Linked DNA regions of Homo sapiens: region 1 is linked to region 2. A link is a loop called in an ENCODE intact Hi-C map of the cell type or tissue named here. Cell type or tissue: OCI-LY7. All regions are shown on one strand. Region 1 overlaps SMAD3 (SMAD family member 3). Region 2 overlaps IQCH (IQ motif containing H).

What was found. A loop is a pair of places that touch in the nucleus more often than their neighbours do. Peaks named below come from ENCODE experiments on the same cell type or tissue, not always from the same donor. Only the 100,000 strongest peaks of a DNase experiment are listed, where the experiment ranks them.
Region 1: a loop joins it to region 2, with 11 times the contacts of the local background. A loop is called at or near these places in 2 of 110 quality-filtered maps.

The regions. Positions count from the first base shown.
Region 1 is chr15:67,080,020-67,082,519 of GRCh38, reverse strand. All of the region lies in intron 1 of SMAD3 (SMAD family member 3), which reads right to left. Among named protein-coding and RNA genes, the nearest start is that of SMAD3, 16 kb to the right of the region's middle. RefSeq lists an enhancer at 178-317. In OCI-LY7, CTCF peaks have their summits at 1,008 and 1,211; DNase peaks (open chromatin) are centred at 159 and 1,299; H3K4me3 peaks cover 2,267 bases; H3K27ac peaks cover 2,500 bases.
Region 2 is chr15:67,302,388-67,304,887 of GRCh38, reverse strand. The region is part of intron 4 of IQCH (IQ motif containing H); the gene reads right to left. Among named protein-coding and RNA genes, the nearest start is that of IQCH, 49 kb to the right of the region's middle. In OCI-LY7, CTCF peaks have their summits at 739 and 945; a DNase peak (open chromatin) is centred at 937.

The DNA.
Region 1 (2,500 bases), 220 kb after region 2:
ATGCAATTAAACTGCATATGGTTTTGAAGCTAGAACACAGTGAGAAACTTTAGAAAATTTCCCCTGAGGGAGGAGGCTCTCAGCGCTGTGCCCTGCCCCCACTTCAAACCCTAGGGCAAGTTGTTATCATTTTGTCAACAGGAAAATAAGACTGGTGGAGGGGTGGAGACAGAAATCGCAACTGCTTGAAACCTGAAACAACCTGGCTTGCATCACAAAATGTGTGGCCCTGGGCATGGCATTCAGAGGCCCAGACAGTCCCCCTGCTCTGTTTCTCAGGTCCTTTTGTCTCCTTGGGCCTCAATTTAACACCTCTTCCAAAGCTACCAGACTGCCACAATCTACTCAGGAGATACTCCAAACACAATTATAGCACTATCTCTCCACCTGACTGCAAGCTCCATGAGGGCAGACTTACCATCATGTCCTCAGAAGTCAGCAAGACATCATCAGTAAGTGTTCAGGAGTCTCACTTAGCGAAGGAAACCAGCAACCAACAAACATTAATCAGTAAGTTGGTGCCTAAGTAATGGCAGTTTTTGCCATTATTTTCAATGGCAAAAACTGCCATTACTTTTGCACTAACCCAAATAAAATTTACTAAGCACCTACCTCCATACTAATCACCCTGATGAGTCAAAGGAATAGCCTGGGCCCTTGACCTCGAGAGGCTTCTGAGGGTCCATTATTTCTGTCATTGACTGCATGTGATACAATACTGACCAACAAGATACCAGGAGGCTCCCGGGGAAGGTTTTCTTCCTAAAGAGACCCCCAAGGAATAGGAGCCCTTTTCTGCCCTTGGATGCAACGTTTATAGACGGTAATATCTGCAACAGTTGTGGCCACCCTTGGACCAACAGGAGACAAGCTTGAAGAGAATATGGCCAGGAGGAAAGATGTAAGGCTCCTGAGACCTTCTGATGCCTGACTTTCCTGCTTCTAGCCTTCTTAGTGGAAGTAATAAGCCCTCTTATGATTGAAGCTATTTGTTGGGTTTCAAGTCACTTTTGGCCAAAAGCATCCTGATACAGCAATGCTGGGCTCCGATACAGAATGTGGGATGGACTCACGACGGAAGGGGCCAACTGGCTTACTGCGGCACACAGGCATGAAGGACTGAGGGCCTCAGCTGGGGAAGGGAGGCTGGCAAGGGTAAGAAGAGCTGTAACTCAGGAGACTCAAAAGCCGCTTCCAGCCTTACCCACAAGATGGCCTAGTCATCCCCATGACACCAGGGCTCAGTTCCCACGATGACTATCTGATGCACTGGAGCATAAGTAATGAATACTCTCTGTCCATGCCACCCCCACACATGCCTCCGCGTGTCTGTGGGGTAGCAAAAGGGGAAATGCATCGTGTTCTATTTATAAGACCCAGCTGAGCCACAAAGGCTAACGACAGGGGCACTGTAGTATCAGCTGAAGCTCTCCAAACAGGTGCCAAGTTTGGTTTGAATTTATATTTCACATTTCTCAGGCTGAAACCGTTCCTCTCTGTCATTCCAACTGCTCTCCTTGGAGCTCACCCGACATGGCCTCGCCCACAGCAACAGTCTGGTTGGAGAGTTGAGAGAACTCAAGTCCCTCTCCAGACTTCCAATAAATTATCTGGGGCAAGAGAAGGAGGATGAGGTTTGGATGATCGCGGAAACAAACCCTGAGAGCCCAAAGCAGGAGTGAAACAGCACAGCCCTTACATGTTCTCTGCAGAATTCCGTTGGCAGGGAGGGGTTATTCGGGGCCACGTGCTTGCTCCGCAGCGGCCCTGGCACATTCCATGCACTGACCACAATCAAAGAGAAAGAAAAGGCATGCTTACTGTTATTTTTAATTCCTTCCTCAAGGCCTTCCAAAATTCTTCAGCAGGATTATCCACTAAACTTTCACCACTCCCAGCCAATAGTCCCTTTGAAGCCCAGAGCTAAAGTAAAGTGGAGAGCAGGAAAAGTCAGGTCCCAGAAGTCTCTGCTCTTGGCCATTAAATATCATCCAAGTTGCACTGGGCCTAGTGGCATCTCCCGGACTTCAAAGGGACAGGGCCTGATGATGGTGCCGACATAGTAGAGCCACGTGAATGCCCTGCCACTGCCACCCCCACCTGCTCCATACACACCTGACCTTGACCTCCACCTCCTTTCCCTTCAGTAGTAGACATCAGCATAGCCAAATGTTCCCTAACTCATACTCCAGTTAATTAAGCTCTAGTGCTAACTTTACCATGTTTTCAACATCTCGTCCAGTTTTAAAATATTACATTGCCAACTTGTTGCATGACCTTGGGCAAGTCCTTTCACTTAGAATAGCAGGACATAATTTGCACATTCCCTTCCACTTAAGCAACAGCACATGAGCTGGCGGATCCAATTCTCCATTACCTTGGTCAGGTATCAAGACCAGAGGCAGGGTGACTATTACCCAGGTTTGCCTGGACGGTCCTGATTTATGGCCAAGGACCGTAATTAATAGTGGCCATAATTAATAATGCTGCCCCTTTTCAC
Region 2 (2,500 bases):
TTAGAATAATATTCTCAAATATTTGCATATTATGACAGTATACACAATGGAAGAGGATTCTGTGCTGTTGTTTTATTTGGATTTTTCTAGTGGTAAGCCTACTATCAAAGAAATACAATATTTAAAATTTCTCTATTAATTCTTTTTGCTGGTAAATTATTTCCTCGTTAAAATTATGGTACTAGATTATTTAGGAATATCAAATAAAATAGAGAAATCTGAATGAGCTACAAATAAGTCTTCAAAAACAGGCTTACATTTTCTTAATCATTGCTAATTATAAACAGAATGAGAGCCATTTCATCTCCAAAAAATTCCAAAGACAAAAGGATCACAATCTTTACTTAACATCTACATTACATCTTACACTACTAATAAATGACTTTTATTTCTTAAAAAAATAAGAGCTCATTAAAACAACTCATTACTTACACATGCTTTTCTCTGATTAATATATGGCAAACTGATTCCATAGTTCGCATTTACAGCAGCTCTGTGGTGGATGTTTTCAGGATCCTGCAAGATTTTTACATTCAACCCTATCTTTCGCTGAAACAAAGAAACAATGAAACTTTCATGCTGGATGAACAAAAATGCTTACTAACATTTTATATCCTCAAAGGAGTTTAAAGTTCTTTGGAAATAATTATTTTAATGAAATTCTCACTGGAAAAAAATATATTTGGATCTTTTATTTAGGCTGCTAATCAGTCCCTTTTATTCACAGAAAAGGAACTTTGTGTAGATTTTCCTCCGTGTATCCCATTGCTCCCACAAATACATCCTCAGACACATTTTCTTAAAAATAATGCTGGAAGCCAACCAAGGTGGGCAAAGGACTAGATAGAATACCTGGTCTTAATTTCTTTTTAGCTTTCCAGGTCAAGGATTTTGTCAATGAAATCTATACTACAAATACACAGGTAGAGGGCTCCCTTGGTCTGTTAATGTGGCCACTTTCCTCTAGGGACATTTACAGGTAAATCTCAGTTTGGGCCTGGTAAATTTACCACAACAAATTTATCTACTCCTTCACAGAGATTCTCTTATCTGTAAGAATAATTTATGCTTTCATTAGAAAAAAATAAAAGCCTCTTGTCTGAACCACTTATTCCTCATTTTAAATAATTCAAATTAGTTATTGTTGACATGCTTGATAAACCATGAGAGTGGGCCACATAGTGGTGGTGGCAAGGGGCACTAGATAGTTGTCAGGACACCTAGGTGCCAGCTCTCCTCTCGACTGCTGTGTGTGACCTTGGGTAAGTCACTTCACCTCTATGGAAGTCAGTTTCTCTATTCACAAAATGCATGTTAGACTTAATGGTCTCTTGAGGAACCATGCCCAAGCTTTGGGATTCTATGATTTGAGGCTAAAAAATAATTTGGCACGTAGGGAATATGGTATTACTAATAATTTCTAGTCTTTTGTGATTTTAAAAATTGTAATATAATGCATATACCATAAAATTCACCCCTTTAAAGTGTACAATTCAGTGGTTTTCAGTATATTCACAACCATCACCACTATCTAATTCCAGAACATGTGCATCCCCCGAAAATGAGACCTCATACCCATTAGCAATTGCTCCCCATTCCCTCTTCCCACTAGTTCCAGGCAACCAGTAATCTACTTTCTGTCTCTCCTGATGTATCTATTCTGGACATTTCATAAAAATGGAGTCAAAATATGTAGGCTTCGCAACTTTTTAAAAAGGAGGTTAGAAGTATTGTGAGCAACCTAACTGTTTTCCTTTCAATTAAGTGTCTTAGTTTTGAGGGTGATCTGATGCAGTTGTTAAAATGTTGTAGGAATTGGACAGATTTGTTCATGATCCATCTATTTCTTTGACATAAGCATTTATAAAGGGTCTGTGCCTAAGGTCAAAGTGAAGAAGGCTACAAAAATATCTACAGAATGTATGCTAGATAAGCATAGATACGTTTAGGTAAGGTCTTTAACAGATATCCCAAATCTTCCTTTTACTTTTTAATAGCATGGTTTTTTGTTGTTGTTGTTGTTGTTGTTTTGAGACGGAGTCTCGCTCTGTCACCCAGGCTGGAGTGCAGTGACACAATCTCGGTTCACTGAAACCTCCGCCTCCCAGGTTCAAGTGATTCTCCTGCCTCAGCCTCCTGAGTAGCTGGGATTACAGGTGTGCACTACCACACCCGGCTAATTTTTGTATTTTTAGTAGAGACAGGGTTTCACCATGTTGGTCAGGCTGGTCTCGAACTCCTGACCTCGTGATCCACCTGCCTTAGCCTCCCAAAGTGCTGGGATTACAGGCATGAGCCACTGTAGTCGACCAATAGCATTTCTTAAACCAAATCTCCAAATAACTGCCCTCAACTGTCCACTTTATTTAATCTGGGCAAGGATACAGGATGCAAACAAGGCATGTCTATTTCCTTCTCCTTGAGGTACACGTGGTCACAAAAGTAATGTCGTACCTAATTATAAATGGCTTTTCTTCTGTGGGTAACACTCACAGCACTA